Linked DNA regions of Homo sapiens: region 2 is linked to region 1. A link is an interaction called in ENCODE POLR2A ChIA-PET data of the cell type or tissue named here. Cell type or tissue: A673. All regions are shown on one strand. Links, peaks and the distances in the headings refer to the core of each region. The heading gives the core; the rest is flanking DNA.

What was found. Peaks named below come from ENCODE experiments on the same cell type or tissue, not always from the same donor. Only the 100,000 strongest peaks of a DNase experiment are listed, where the experiment ranks them.
Region 2: POLR2A ChIA-PET joins it to region 1 with 5 read pairs; 2 of 35 experiments call an interaction of 5 or more read pairs at or near these places.

The regions. Positions count from the first base shown.
Region 1 is chr6:14,774,021-14,782,432 of GRCh38, reverse strand. No RefSeq gene overlaps it. Among named protein-coding and RNA genes, the nearest start is that of JARID2-DT, 470 kb to the left of the region's middle. In A673, for the core only: no CTCF peak of the experiment used is centred there; a DNase peak (open chromatin) is centred at 4,582; H3K27ac peaks cover 1,257 bases.
Region 2 is chr6:15,179,274-15,187,685 of GRCh38, reverse strand. No RefSeq gene overlaps it. Among named protein-coding and RNA genes, the nearest start is that of JARID2-DT, 62 kb to the left of the region's middle. In A673, for the core only: no CTCF peak of the experiment used is centred there; DNase peaks (open chromatin) are centred at 2,405 and 6,955; H3K27ac peaks cover 3,226 bases.

The DNA.
Region 1 (8,412 bases), core at 371-8,370:
AACCTGAACCAGCTCGGCTGGCTAAAAGCCTTTCCTTTCAGATTGCTATATTGCTCTCAAGTTGCATTGAAATGATTTTGCAGGACAATGGTAAGTACTTGACTTCTGTTACACTGCTCTAGGCACCATCTATCTACTTGGATGTGCACATTTGCTTGCTCTGAAAAAGAGCTCTTTTTGTTTCTTTTTCCCTTACCCAGGGAGCAGTTTTTGTTTGATAAAGTCGGCTTGAGAACACTAAGAATGTGGTATGGCTCCACCTGTTAAAGTAACCGCTATGTTGTATCGAAGGCTGGGAAGATGGGCCCGCCTGCAGCAGGTGTCAGAGCTACGACAGCGACATTCAGACCCAGGCTCCACTGCACATGCAGTTTTTCTTGCCTCTTATGCTCCATTCCCTCCCTCCTCCTTACTTGTGTAACTTCTTATCTTTTGGGCATCAGTTTCTTCTGGGATGCTCTTCCTGAACAGTCAGGTTAGGAGCCCCACGTCAGGGTCTCTGGGCGCCCTGTTCTTATCTGTGTCACTGCCGTCAACAGTGTGTGTCATAATTGCCACTTGACTCAGCCATTGCACTTCCTCAGCCTACATCCAAGAGGAAAGAGACTGTCTCTCATCCCTCATTTCACTCCCAGGATCTATCACGGTGCCTGGCACCCAAGAGGGCATCTGTGATGATTTGTTTATGGAGAATGACTCCATGTGTCCTGGCCACCCTCTGTTAGATTAATTGTTCCTCTTATTCATGCATTTGTTAAATATTGACCAATCAAATATCCATTGTTCAAAAAGTAGGCGTTGCCTAAAGATGGGACAGAGTACTGGGTCCTGTTAGGGATTTAGAGAGGAGCTCATTGCACCCTCCCCTCAAGGACCTTATGGCTAGTGGCTTCCCTGTCCCTGTTGTGTTTGTTTTTAACCCTCAGATGCAGAAGTCCAGGCCACAGCACACTCTAACCTTTGATTTCTTCAAGGCCCTCCTTTGTTTTCAGGCTTTGCTTTTATTCTCATCCCCACCTCTATTTTTGTCCTCTTTGTAGGTAACCAGTTTAACACGTTTGTTTGTAGTATTTTATTTGCCTGTATTCTTGTAAGATGTATTGTAAACGTGTTTTGCATTTACGAATATGGTACACAAACAACCTCCTTCTGCTTCTCACTTTTTCTGCCCGGCATGTTGTCGTGATGTGTGTTGCTACGTGTGGGGAGGAGGTGGTGTCTTCTCGCTGCTGTATAGTACTCCAGCCTGTGCTCCTCTGCTGTCTCATCTGCTTCTGCAGTGATGAGGCCCTGGACTGCCTCCAACTCCCCATTACACAAGTGCTGCCATGAACATCCTTATACATGTTCCCCTTGACTTATGGGAGAATCCCTAGGAATTAGCGGCATACAGGGATGCCCTGTGTCTCAGGGACAGGATTGCTGGGTCATAGCATACGTCCATCCTTATGTTGGCTGAGTGCTGCCAGATTCTTTCCAGAATGGCTGCCCCAATCTTGTAGGCTGGCAGGAGTTCCTTGTATGTATTCTAGATCGTAGTCCCTTGTCAGTTTTCACATTGCAGATATCTTCTTCCAATATGTTGTTTGTTCGCTTTGTTTATGGTGTCCCTTGCTTTAAAAAAAAATCCTTTGATTTTTTTTCTTTTTTAAAAATGCATGACAGAGATTGATTTGGAATGGCCCTAAATGATCCTTTGATTATGAGCAAAACCAGGGAGCTTTTTACCTTAACTAACATAAATTTTGCTATGTTTCGAGACATAGGCATAGATAGCATTGCACACAGGTGGACCTTAGCATGCCTGAATGAGTTAATCAGTAGAGTTTAAATGCAGAGAAATCTTTAAGTATTAATCTTAAAACTATCTAAATGTCAGTCTGTTTTGGAGATAGGGTTACAAGTGTTGTAAATAGGAAGTCATGCACATTTTTGATAAGCCCTGTAAATCATCAAAACAAAATAAAAGAAAGGAATACTCTTGAGAAAGCATTTGTCACCCTGGGGCTCAGGGGCCAGGTCTCAGAAAGGCTGAGAGAAAGAGCCATATTGGTTTTCCCTTGGGCAGGCCTCTGCTTACACTGTTTGTGAGAATTCAGAAGCAACCTCCTTGGTAGTTCCTATTGGCTCTGTGTATTTGATCTTGGCCAGCAGGTAGCCTGTTAGAGTTAGCAAAGCTTCCAAGGATTGTATTTTTTAAAAAATATAATATCTTGATATGTGTCAAGAGCATGTCTTAGTTCATTTTCTGTTGCTATCACAGAATGCTTGAGACTGTGTAATTTCTAAAGCAAAGAGGTTTATTTCTTACAGTCCTAGAGTCTGGGAAGTCCAAGATTGGGAGGTCTCATGATCCAATCATCTCTTAAAGTCCCCGCCTCTTAATACTGTTACATTGAGGATTAAGTTTCAATATGAGTTTCAGAGAAGACAAACATTCAAACCATAGCAAGGCCTTTATGATCCAGTCCCAATAACAATTTAATTCAATCCTTCCAGGCCCTCCTTCCTTCTGTTTGATGGAAAGCCACATCAAATCCTATATTGCAGTTCCCCTTAGCGTGCCACCTGTGTGCCCAGGCTGGTGTCTCTGCCTGGAAGGAACATCCACTTCATGGACTTTTCCCCATGCTCAAGGCCCAGCTTAAGCTGCATCTCATCTATGAAACTCCATACCCTTCCCCTTGTGCCATCCACATGCTACTACTGTATCAAGTACACAGCTCAATTAGTGCAGATACTGCAAGGTATTGCAGTTATTATACATCTGGCTGCCCCAGTTCCACTTAACTTTGAGCTTCTTGAGGGAGGAATAGGGTCGTGTTCACTATGCGGCACCAATAGACCCTCACACATACACAGAGACCCAGTAATTCTCTCCAACGTGAGAGAAATCTGTTTTCTTGCCCATTAAAGATTACCATCTGTTAACCTTGATCCTCAGGCTTTTAAAATACCAACTAACTAATCTGATGAGTGAATTCATGCTATTGTGTTACGGGTTTAGTGTGTAAAATCTTCTACATGATATTTACGTCTTAAAAGAAAATTTTTGAAAACAGAGGACAGGACTCATTAATATAGAAGAATGACTATAACAATGGAATTTATAAATAGCAACACATTGACTAGGAAGGGTAGGGGATGTTTGGGGGTAGGCAGTTCTTTCAATGCCGTAAAAATTACCCCACCTCTACAAAATATCGATATTTAGGGATGCATTGAGTTTGTACACAGAGTTAGTCTTTTCCTCCAAGTTTCTCAATAACAGAAGTAGATAAATATATAGCACATGAAATCTTTGAGTACCTATGAGTCAAATTTAATCATGACAACAACACACTGACACTTGTCCCTGAATAAGATGTGTTTGATGATACGTTTTGTTGCTAGAAATTTGCTGCTGGAGGAGGTAGAAATAATGTAGGAGGCATAGGAATGTTTCTCTTCAAGATGAAGATTTACTTCTTAGGATTCTCAGTGGGGATTTTCTTTCCTGGCTTTTCTTTTTCATTCCTGAACATCAGCGGAAAGGTCCTTAATCCATGAATGCGGACGTCAGCTGGACAGGTCAGCCCTAGAGACAGGATGCTCCATTGGGCACGTAGGCAGCACTCTCTCTCCATCTCCCTTTTCTATCTGTTTTTGTATTATTCTCCTTTCTTCTCTTAGCTGGATGACTTTATCTGCCCCTCAGTCTATCTGATAGAAAACACACACCTTAGTGTCTACCTCTTGCTATTCCAAAGTCCTGGGGTCTGGAATTTGAGATTCTCACTGGTCTGGCACGCGTCTGGTGCTCACTCTGGTCCCAGTCAACATGGCTCGGAGTATGGGGCCGTGTTGAACAGGCATGGCTACCGGGAGCTCCCTGTGACCAAGGCAGGAGTGGAAGGGAGCTCTGGAAAGAAGACCTGTGCACGCACTGTCACCAGCGTCCACTATGACAGCAACCTTTATATGCGAAAAGGTTTTCTGGGCACTCGCCAGATCATTTTTGAGAAATACCCATTTCTCTTTCAGCCCAATACTCCAAAGAGGAGAAAGAAATGGACACAACTTGGAACATGTTATGATAGGAGTCCCTGTTCTGTTATAGCACACTTGTCTTGGTATCACAATATACCTACATATGTGTGTACCTGTACAGAATTGCATATTGTCAGAGACTGTAGTGCAAACATATATCCTCTTGGGAATCCAGCATATGAGCTTCCCAATACACACCCTACACAAAAATCTCCCAAGGAAAGCAAATAATTTCAAGTTTTAGGAAAGAGCAGCGATTTGTTATGATAATAGCGTTCAACAAGTATAGCATTCTAGATTCAAAGGAAATGCCTTGTGGAAAAAAAAAAAGTGCTAAAATGGCTTGATTGGGGTTTTAATGAGAGTTTGTTTCTCCTCTACTCCACCCTTCATTCTCTCCCACCCCCAGTTATTTTCTCCAGCAAGCCAGTCAAGAGCCCTGTGCTGGGAACACTGAGAGAATGTTAACAATTCAACTCTACCAATTAATTGCCGCAACTTTCTCCATCCTGCTCAGCAGGGTCTCTCTTGCAGGCTGCTGAAAACCTAACAATGCACTTTACCGTTGTGAATGCGTAATGATGTGTTCATCAGGGGGCTTAAAAACCCTTGGGGCTACAATATCCACTTCTCGGCACCCATTATAGAGGCTAGAGTATGTCTTACGTGACAGTAAAATGTGAAGCAGGAATGCCGTCTTTAAAGAGAAAAGGCAACACCCAGGAGATACAGGAATCGCACAGTCATGCTGACTTAAAATACACATGTAAACACTCACTGTGCCCCTGGTGTCCTGTCCATAAATAAAATGGCTTGCTCAAGAAACCAGGTTTGAAGTGGAGGTTTGCCGTCACTCCCCAGATCTGTATGGAAGTGTCAGAAGTGGAGTCAGCTAGTTAGTTCACCCCAATAGGTACTGAGAGCTATTAAGTCTGTACCACTGTGTCGGGAGAGACCAGGAGGAATCGAGCAGGTATGAGTCTTTCTTTTTTTCTTTTTTTTTTTTTTTTTTAGACGGAATTTTGCCCTTGTTGCCCAGGCTGGAGTGCAGTGGCACGATCTCGGCTCACCGCAACCTCCGCCTCCAGGTTCAAGTGATTCCCCTGCCTCAGCCTTCTGAGTAGCTGGGATTACAGGCATGCACCGCCATGCCCGGCTAATTTTGTATTTTTAGTAGAGATGGGGTTTCTCCATGTTGGTCAGGCTGGTCTCGAACTCCCGACCTCAGGTGATCCACCTGCCTCGGCCTCCCAAAGTGCTGGGATTACAGGCGTGAGCCGCTGCGCCTGGCCCAGGTACGGGTCTTTCATATGGAGCTTCTAGTCAGTTATTGGTGACAAAGTGCAGAGGTAAAGGGTGAACAGATTTAGGGGAAGACAGAAGCCTGAGGATAATTAAGTACCAAATTAGTATCACTAATAGTGAGTGCTGCTTTTAGTCGCAGTTCAGTATAAAGGAGGAAGGAAAGAGGAGAGAATTGGATTTTCTTGTCTGTTTTTGCCTAATTGGGTATGATGGATGTGTTTGCCCAGGAACACCACACAGAGATTTAGGGAAGAAAGTGATAAATTCTGTTGTGAAAACAGGGACATAGAAAGGGCCCTGAAGGAGTTGGTTTTTAAAATCCAGCTGAATGTCACTGTAAATTTTACAGTTTGATGTTGTGTTTCTAACAGTGGTTCTCAATCAGGAATGGTTTTGAATATTGCAGGTTAGGTGGGAATCACTGATTGAAGGAAGGGGAAAGGCAGGGAGAAAAGTTCCAATAGAAGGCACAGGACACAAAATAGTTACAAATGAATGGGGGAGTAATGTCTTCTGCAAGTGAAATGTTCTCCAGGTTTAGAGTGATCTCATTTTACAGGCAAATGCCTGGGAATTTGATAAGACTGTCAACAATCCACTTCCCCTACAACTAAACCTCATTTTGATAACTCGGACTGTGCAGTGGTTTGTACTCCCACCACCAGCTCTCTAAACCCAACGAAATGTATCTACAGGACAGGTAGTCTTTTTTTAGGTTGATCTTGGACTGGCACGGAGAAAGAAAGGTTTGGATCACTGCTGTGGTTTGAATGTCCCTGTCAAAACTCTTGTTGAAATTTAGTTGTCAATGTAACATTATTGGGAGGTGAGGTCTCTAAGAGGTGATTCGCTCATGAGGGCTCTGTCTTCATCAGTGGGTTGGTGCAGGTATCATAAGACTGGGTTAGTTATTGTGGGAGTGGCTCCCGAGAAAAGGATGAGCTTGGCCTGATTTCCTCTCTCCCATCTCATATGCTTGTTCATCATGTGATGCTTTTCACAATAGAATGATCCCTACCAGATGTCAGCACCATGCTCTTGGACTTACCAGTCTTAAGAACTCTGAGAAATAAATCTATTTTCTTTGTAAATTATGCAGTTTGTGGTATATTTTTATAGCAGCAGAAAATGGACTAAGACAATCACAAGTTTCAATTGTGATCCAAGGGTCAGGAAAGGGATTCTGGTAGGATAAACTGTCCTTGCTTCTTCACACTCACCCTATCTATTCAAAGACTCTGGCATCTATACAAAACAAACCAGAAAAAAACTTAATGAGAGCTGGAGATGGCAGAAAGAGAGTCACTTATAGCTAGTGTGATGACTGTCACAGGTTGTATCAGGCCCAGGAAAGAGTAAACAGCTCCGTCATACTATCATGCCACAGCTCATGAAGGGGGATGGTCAAAGTCACAGAGACTCTAGGGATATTCTTTCTTCACATGAGATTACATTGTGGTGTTTCCAAGGGAAATTAATGCTTGACTTGGCAAGGTGTTCTTTGCAATTTCCAAATAAACCAGTTGGGAGTTAGCCAGAGTGCTCTTAGAGTAAATTAAGATATTAAATTGGAATTGGGCACCCAATGTTGTTTTCATTTACAGAACTGGAGCTCATCCCTACTCTGCTCATGCCTCAAACCTCCACTCAGTCCCACCAAAGTTGAGGCATTTGTAAGAAGCAAGTGGGAATCCAAGGTGCAGAACTCCTTTCCTGGTTAAGAGGGGTGGAATTTGCAGAGGGAAGGAGAGGGTACTCCATGCACTGAGACTTAGTAAAAAGGACTATGGAATAAAAGGGGGGAAATCGAAGTGAGAGTGAGAAATATGAATGAAGGAGTTGGTTTTTAAAATCCAGCTGAATGTCACTGTAAATTTTACAGTTTGATGTTATGTTTCTAACCTAACGGTTCTCAATCAGGAATGGTTTTATGTTGTTGTTTTGTTTTGTTTTTGTGTTTGTTTTTGAGACGGAGTCTCACTCTTGTTGCCCAGGCTGGAGTGCAATGGCGTGATCTTGCTCATTGCAACTTCTGCCTCCCAGGTTCAAGCGATTCTCCTGCCTCAGCCTCCCGAGTAGCTGGGATTACAGGCATGCACCACCATGCCTGGCTAATTTTTTGTATTTTTAGTAGAGATGGGGGTTTCTCCATGTTGGTCAGGCTGGTTTCGAACTCACGACCTCAGGTGATCCGCCTGTCTCGGCCTCCGAAAGTGCTGGGATTACAGCCGTGAGTCACCGCGCCCGGCCAGGAATGGTTTTAAACATTGAAGGTTAGGTGGGGATCACTGACTGAAGGAAGGGGAAAGGCAGGGAGAAAAGTCAACTTTTCTTCTCCTGGCAGAGCTCAGCTCAGGAAGACCTTCTTCTCTTGTTAGCGGGAAGGAATAATTAACTTAGACAAAATGAAAATTTCAGTTCCTGCTCTGCCATACTGCTCTTTTTACAATAAAATTATCCAGAATATATAATAAAAAATAACTTCCCTAATAGTAACAAAAACTATATAATATTTAGGAATTTCTTTGATCAAGATTATATCGGACTTCTCTGGAAAAATATTTTAAAACTTTTATAGGAGGCATAGAACATGATATCAATAAATATTGTGTCCTTGGATGAATAATTCAATGTTATAAAGATTGCAGCTCTTCCCAAATTAGTTTATCATCTCAATGCACTCTCAAATCAAAATTCTAGTTGGATTTTTTTTCCCCAAGAACTACAGAAATTTTGGAAGGAATAAAGATTGACAAATAGGTAAGTCAATTTTCTGTTTGTTTGTTTTGAAACGGAGTTTCGCTTTTGTTGCCCAGGCTGGAATGCAATGGCGTGATCTTGGCTCACCGCAACCTCCGCCTCCCGGGTTCAAGCGATTCTCTTGCCTAAACCTCTTGAGTAGCTGGGATTACAGGCATGCGCCACCACGCCTGGCTAATTTTTGTGTTTTTAGTAGAGACGGGGTTTCTCCATGTTGGTCAAGGCAGGTCTCGAACTCCCGACCTCAGGTGATCCGCCCGCCTCGGCCTCCCAAAGTGCTGGGATTACAGGCGTGAGCCACTGCGCCCGGTTGGTAAG
Region 2 (8,412 bases), core at 234-8,233, 410 kb before region 1:
CCCAGGCTGGAGTGCAGTGGTGCTATCTCGGTTCACTACAACTTCTGCTCCCTGGGTTCAAGCAATTCTTGTTCCTCAGCCTCCCAACTAGCTGGGACTACAGATGTGTGGCACCACGCCTGGCTAATTTTTGTTTTAGTCGAATTGGGGTTTGACCATTTTTTTTTTTTTTTTTGTAATATGGAGTCTCGCTCTTGTCAGCCAGGCTGTAGTGCAGTGGCACAATCTCTGCTCACTGCAAGCTCCCCCTCCCGGGTTCAAATGATTCTTCTGCCTCAGCCTCCCGAGTAGTTGGGATTACAGACGTACATCACCACGCCCAGCTAAGTTTTGTATTTTTAGTAAAGACAGGTTTCATCATGTTGACCAGGCTGATCTCGAACTCCCAACCTCAGGTGATCCACCTGCCTCAGCCTCCCAAAGTGCTGGGATTATAGGCGTGAGCCATCGTGCCCTGCCTGGGGCCTCTTTCCTAAGGCCTCCCATTCATGAGGGTTCTATTCTCATGACCTACTCACCTCACCTCCCAATGAACCCTAGCTTTTAATATCATCTCCTTGAGGGTTAGGTTTCAACGTATGAATTTTGGGGCAGCAAAAACTTTCAGAGTGCTGGTTGTGGTGGCTCACGCCTGTAATCCCAGTACTTTGGGAGGCCGAGGCAGGCAGATCACAAGGTTAAGAGATCAAGAACATCCTGGCCAACATGGTGAAACCCCGTCTCTACTAAAAATACAAAAATTAGCTGGGCTTGGTGGCATGAGCCTGCAGTCCAAGCTACTGGGGAGGCTGAGGCAGGCGAATCACTTGAACCTGGGAGGCGGAGGTTGTAGTGAGCCAAGATTGTGCTACTGCATTCCAGCCTGGTGACGGAGTGAGACTCCGTCTCAAAAAAAAAAAGAAAAGAAAAGAAAAAGAAAAAGAAAAAGAAAATTAGCCACGCGTGGTAGCGGGTGCCTGTAACGCCAGCTACTCCAGCAGCTGAGGCAGGAGAATCCCTTGAACCCAGGAGGCGGGGGTTGCAGTGAGCCTAGATCGTGCCACTGCACTCAAGCCTGGGTGATAGGGCGAGACTGCGTCTCAAAAAAAACAAAAAACAAAACAAAACAAAATAAAATTCAGACAATAGCACAATCTATATATGTGTGTGTGTGTGTGTGTGTATATACATACATATATATGTGTATATATATATATCCTTTTTTTTTTTCAGACAGACTCCCATGTTTAAGCTATTCTTAGCCTCCCAAGTAGCTGGGATTACAGGCGCACACCACCATGCCCGGCTAATTTTTGTATTTTTAGTAGAGATGGGGTTTCACCATGTTGGTCAGGCTGGTCTCGAACTCCTGACCTCGTGATCTGCCCTCCTTGGCCTTGCAAAGCGCTGGGATTACATGTGTGAGCCACCACACCCGGCCAGCACAGTTTATTTAAATTTCCCCATTTGTCTCCAAAATATCCTTTATACTATTTTCCCCTGATTTAGAATCCAATCAAGGTACATGCATTGCATATGATGATCTTGGTTTTTTTTTTTCAGATGGAGTCTTGCTCTGTTGCTCAGGCTGGAGTGCAGTGGCATGATCTCTGCTCATTGCAACCTCCGCCCACCTGGTTCAAGTAATTCTCCTGCCTCAGCCTCCTGAGTAGCTGGGATTACAGGTGCTCACCACCATGCCCAGCTACTTTTTGTACTTTTAGTGGAGATGGGGTTTCACCATGTTAGCCAGGCTGGTCTCGAACTCCTGACCTCGTGATCCACCCACCTTGGCCTCCCACAGTACTGGGATTACAGGTGTGAGCCACCATGCCTGGCCTATTTATTTTTAAAATCAAAATGAATTCAAGCAAATTGGTTATGTCCATAATTGAGAATCTTTTTGTGAACACCATAACTTTTTTCTTTCTTTCTCTCTCTTTCTTTCTCTCTTTTTCTTTCTTTCTTTCTTTGTCTTTCTTTCTTTCTTTCTTTTCCTTCCTTCCTTCCTTCCCTTTCTTTTTCCTTCCTTCCTTTTTTTTTTTTTTTTTTTTTGAGATGGAGTCTCACTCTGTCGCCCAGGCTGGAATGCAGTGGTGATATCTCGGCTCACTGCAAGCTCTGCCTCCCGGGTTCACGCCATTCTCCTGCCTCAGCCTCCTGAGTAGCTGGGACTATGGCGACCGCCACCATGCCCAGCTAATTTTTTGTATTTTTAGTAGAGACAGGGTTTCACCATGTTAGCCAGGATGGTTTCGATCTCTGGACCTCATGATCCGCCCACCTCAGCTTCCCAAAGAGCTGGGATTACAGGCATGAGCCACCGCGTCCGGCTCACTCCTTCCTTCCTTCCTTCCTTCCTTCCTTCCTTCCTTCCTTCCTTCCTTCCTTTCTTGATGGAGTTTTGTTCTTGTTGCCCATGCTGGGGTGCAATGGGGTGGTCTCAGCACACTGCAACCTCTGCCTCCCCGCCTCGGCCTCCCAAAGAGCTGGGATTACAGGCATGAGCCACCTCGTCTGGCTCCTTCCTTCCTTCCTTCCTTCCTTTCCTCCCTCCCTCCCTCCCTCCCTCCCTCCCTCCCTCCCTCCCTCCCTCCTTCCTTCCTTCCTTCCTTCCTTCCTTCCTTCCTTCCTTCCTTCCTTGATGGAGTTTTGTTCTTGTTGCCCAGGCTGGGATGCAATGGCGTGGTCTTAGCTCACTGCAATCTCTGCCTCCCAGGTTCAAGTGATTTTCCTGCCTCAGCCTCCAAAGTAGCTGGGATTACAGGCGCATGCCACCACACCTGGCTAATTTTTGTATTTTTAGTAGAGATGTGGTTTCACCATACTGGCCAGGCTGGTCTTGAACTCCTGGCCTCAGGTGATACACCTGCCTCAGCCTCCCAAAGTTCTGGGATTACAGGTGTGAGCTACCGTGCCCAGCAGAGAGATTTGGCTAGAGACTTTGCCAAGGGGCACCTGTGAATTGGGCAGGTTCAATACCTGTCCTTACAAAGCTCTGAGTGCAGTTCAGGAGCCAGACATCATACATGTAGTCATAATAGTGAGTCATTCATGTCACTGATGGTAAGTGCTCTGAAGAGAAATGCTGTTGACAGAGAATAACAGAGATCTCATCTCAAAGGGGGCCAGAGATGGTGAAAGGAAGAAAGGGGAAAACCCAAGGCAGGTTCTCTGAGGAAATGACTTTTAGGTTGAAACGGGGAGGAGGGGGAATCCACCACCAGGTAAAATGTGGAGTGGGGGGGGGGTTCTCTTTTAGAACTACATTTTCTTTTTCGTTTTTTTCCTTTTTTAGAAAAAGATAAAACATATTTGCAGAGATTGCTAGTCCGCTAATGACTTCTCTGCCCTTCTTCCTTGTCAGAGAACCCCGTTGTCACTCATAATGGCTACATTTCCAGCAATCTTTGCAGTTGCTTATGGCCATGTGATTAATTGTGGCCATTGGAAGTGCCACTTCTGGAATGCACCCTTAAAGAGAGGTGGTATTCCTCTTTCACCAACCTCCCTCTCCCCTGTGACTTGGAACAGGGCCTCAGTGTTGAGCCATCTTCACTCATGTGGCAGGCCAACACCTGTGGGTGGCAGAATGGCAACTGGGGCCACTCCACCACCCCAAGTGCCAACAGTCATGCTTATATCTGAGGCTGAAATAAGCTACTGTCTCATGTATGCCTTTTTTTTTTTTTTTTTGGCAGGGCAGGGGGGAGATGAAGTTCTGTTATATACAATTGAACTTAAATCCTAAGCAAATACAGTATATAATACTTAGCAACACATTTAAATTGAATAAAAGAGAGTATGATAAATATGAATTCTTCTTATCACCCATACACCTCAGAGTTGATTTTAAGACACAAGGAGCGGCCTGGCACCCTGGCTCATGCCTGTAATCCCAGCACTGTGGGAGGCTGAGGTGGGCGGATCACTTGAGGTCAGGAGTTCCAGACCAGCCTGGCCAACAGGGTGAAACCCTGTCTCTACTAAAAATACAAAAATTAGCTGGGTATGATGGTGGGTGCCTGGGAGGCTGAGGCAGGAGAAACACTTGAACCCGGGAGGCGGACGTTGCGGTGAGCTGAGATCTCGCTGCTGCACTCCAGCCTGGGAGACAAAGGGAGACTCCATCTCAAAAAAAAAAAAAAAAAAAAAGAAGAAGAAGGAGGCTGGTCACAGTGGCTCACGCCTCTAATCCCAGCACTTTGGGAGGCTGAGGTGGACAGGTTGCTTGAGGCCAGGAGTTCGAGACCAGCCTGGGCAAAATGGCAAAACTTTGTCTTTACAAAAAATACAAAAATTATTTGGGCGTGGTTGTGTGCACCTGTAGTCCCAGCTACTCAGGAAGCTGAGGTGAAAGGATTGCTTGAGCCCAGGGGGCAGAGGTTGCAGTGAGCCAAGATCACTCCACTGCGCTTTAGCCTGGGTGATAGAGCCAGACCTTGTCTCAAAATAGAATTAAAAAAATAAAGTCTGGGCTTAGTGGCTCACACCTGTAATGACAGCACTTTGGGAGGCCAAGGCTGCACTCCAGCCTGGGAGACAGAGCAAGACTCCATCTCAAAAAAAAAAAAAAAAAACCAAAAAAAAATTAAAAGAAAAAATATTAAATAAAATTAAATATCTGGATTCCCTAGTATAACATCCTTTGCCACCTACATCTAGAATAAAGTGTTATCTTGCAGCCTGTGGTCCTTTTTTTTTTTTTTTTTTGAGACAAATCTCCCTCTGTTTTGGCTCACTGAAACCTCCGTTTCCCGGGTTCAAGTGATTCTCCTACCTCAGCTTCCCAAGTAGCTGGGACTACAGGTGTGTGCCATGAGGCCTGGCTAATTTTTTTGTATTTTTAGTAGAGACGAGGTCTCACCATGTCGCCCAGGCTGGTCTTGAACTCCTGAGCTCAAATGATCCACCTGCTTCAGCCTCCCAAAGTGCTGGGATTACAGGTATAAGCCACCACATCTGGCCCGTGTGGTCCATTTAAAAATAAACTTTTGTTAAAAATATATATATATATATTATAGTGGCTCATGATCTCTTCAGATTTTTCACTCAGCCATTCCTACCTTAGCTGTGAATTTGCTCAGCTGCTCTGGTTTTTGTTCTACTCTAATTTCTGTATCACCTGGAATCAAACCAACTCATTTGAAAAAAAAAAAAAAAAAACTTCATGATCCTGAGAGATGAAGATCAAACTTCATGTGTGCAGTGATTGGTCCCTAAAGCAGGAGGACCAGGCTGTCTTTTGCCACGACCACTGGGCCTTGATCAAAGTGTCTGGGGACGTCCCTCCTGCCTTGGTCCCAGTTCATATTGCTGACTTTTTGTATTGCTACCTGATATCTGAGGTCACTTTAGACTCTGGCTACTTTGGGAGCAATGTTTGAAGAGATCCAGCCCAGAGCTCTGGTTTTATGGCATTTTGGATCTGTGAACCATCTTACTCATCACCAACTGAAGTGACCCCACGCATCCCCACCTTCCCACCACCACACACACGTACAGACAAAGCAAACCTCCATCTGACAAGTGACTTTTGTTGAAAAATCAACACAGTGGTTCTTTTTTTTTTGTTTTTGAGACGGGGTCTCACTCTGTCACCCAGGCTGGAGTGCAGTGGCACAATTTCGGCTCACTGCAACCTCTCCCTCCCGGGTTCAAGCGATTCTCCTGCCTCAGCCCCCTGAGTAGCTGGGATTACAGGCGGCCGCCCCCATCCCCAGCTAATTTTTGTATTTTTGGTACAGTCGGGGGTTTCACCATGTTGACTAGGCTGGTCTCGAACTCCCAACCTCAGGTGATCCAACTGCCTCAGCCTCCCAAAGTGTTGGGATTACAGGCGTGAGCCACTGCGCCTGGCCTAACACAGTGGTTCTTAACTTTTACTATTATTTCACTTGATAAGCAAAAGCATAAACATAAATTCCAGAAAAGTGAAACTACCTGAAGAACACATGGACATTATTCATGGATCCTCTTGTGAGAAGTGCTTGTCCATTTGTGATGCTACAGCGTTCCTTAACATTGTGAGAAATACCCAAATACTACCAGTATTAAACTGTGCTACACACACATACACACAGACACACACACACTCAGAGCTTGCCATCTATTTCTCTACAATGCAACTGGGTTCACATGGGATTAAGACTAATTATAAACTGAGCGCGGTGGCTCACGCCTGTAATCCCAAAACTTTGGGAGGCTGAGGCGGGTGGATCACCTAAGGTCGGGAGTTTGAGACCAGCCTGACCAACATGGTGAAACCCCATATCTACTAAAAATACAAAAAAATTTAGCTGTGCATGGTGGCCGGCACCTGTAGTCGCAGCTACACAGGAAGCTGAGGCAGGAGAATTGCTTGAACCTGGGAGGCAGAGGCTGCAGTGAGCTGAGATCGCGCCACTGCATTCCAGCATGGGCGACAGATCGAGACTCCATCTCAAAAAAAAAAAAAATACTAATTATAGAAATAAATAGATTATGGGAGCCTTGGTTGCACTGTCATAAAATCAATTCATATCTGTGTGGGTCCAAGAGTTTACTTGGCACCATTTTCTCTCTCTTTTTTGAGACGGAGTCTTGCTCTGTCGCCCACGCTGGAGTGCAATGGTGTGATCTCGGCTCACTGCAACCTCTGCCTCCCAGGTTCACGCCATTCTCCTGCCTCAGCCTCCTGAGTAGCTGGGACTACAGGTGCCCGCCACCAAGCCTGGCTAATTTTTTTGTATTTTTAGTAGAAACGGGGTTTCACCATGTTAGCCAGGATGGTCTCGATCTCCTGACCTCGTGATCTGCCCGCCTTGGCCTCCTAAAGTGCTGGGATTACAGGCGTGAGCCACCGCTCCCGGCCACTTGGCACCATTTTCAACATGACTGAAGGGATTCATCCTGCCTTACAGAGAAAGTCAGCTGGAGAGTTAAATGTACAATCTCATAATCGGATTTGTGCTCTGGCTTAGTTGATTCTGAAAAGAATTCAGTCAAATAAAAGCAATGCATTAGAGAATACTATATTGAGCAAAAGATTTTGTGAAATAGCACAGATCCATTGACCATAAGTAATTAGTCAATTTAGCATTCCACTACTATTAATTGAACTTCTGTAGAGCGAGGGGGACTATTGTGAGGGAAACATAAGACTCGGGTCACAACGATGTGTGTTCATGTTCTAGTGATCATTTGCATTAGGTCCCAACCTTTTTGCTGGAAAAACATTGTTTTTGAGTAGTTGCTTAAAGGTACATTACAGTGGTCACTTTAAGAATAGCAGTGAGGCCAGGCACAGTGGTTCATGCTTGTAATCTTAACACTTTGGGAAGCTGAGGCAAGTGAATGGCTTGAGCTCATGAGTTCGAGACCAGCCTGGGCAACATGGCGAGGACCTGTCACTACAAAAAATACAGAAAGCAGCCAGGTGTGGTGGCAGGCCCCTGTAGTCCCAGCTACTTAGGAGGTTGAGGTAGGAGGATCACTTGAGCCCAGGTTGTCGAGGCTGCAGTGAGCCCAAATGGTGCCACTGCCCTCCAGCCTGCATGAGAAAGTGAGACTTTGTCTTAAAAAAAAAAAAAAAAAAAAAAAGCAGTGAAGGCCAGGTGTGCTGCTTCACACCTGTAATCCCAGCACTTTGGGAGGCTGAGGCAGGAGGATCCCTTGAGGCCATGAGTTTGAGACCAGCCTGGGCAGCAACATAGTGAGATTCAATCTCTACATTTTACAAAAGAATAAAGATTAAATATGTGCGTGTGTGTGCGTGTGTGTATTTATGTGTGTGTGTGTGTGTATATATATATACTTTTTTTTTTTTTTGAGATGGAATTTTGCTCTATTGCCCAGGCTGGAGGGCAGTGGCACAATCTCAGCTCACTGCAACCTCCACCTCCTGAGTTCAAGCAATTATCCTGTCTCAGCCTCCCAAGTAGCTGGGACTACAGGCGCACGCCACCATGCCCGGATAATTTTTGTATTTTTAGTAGAAATGGGCTTTCACTATATTGGTCAGGCTGGTCTCAAACTCCTGACCTTAGGTGATCCACCCACCTCGGCCTTCCTAAGTGATGGGATTATAGGCGTGCCCAGCCTAAAATATTTTTTAGAAGTTAAAAAGAAAACAACATTAGCAGTGTAAACAGGGATTTGACCTGAGGCTGCTTTTAGCCCTCACTGTCCATTCTCACACAAGGTCCCTCAAGGTCTAGCGCCTGCCTCTCTCTGCAGTTTCCTGTCTCAGCACGTATCCTCTCTCTCTGTTCTACAGCCAACTGAACTATAGCTCCCTGTGCCTTTACACAAGTTACTCACTCTTCTTGGACTGCTTATCTTTCCCTTTTGACTTAATTCCTTCTCATTCTTCAAGACTTATCATAGTATATACCCAAAAGAACTGAAAGTAGGAACACAGATTTTTTTTTTTTTTTTTTTTTTTTTTGAGAC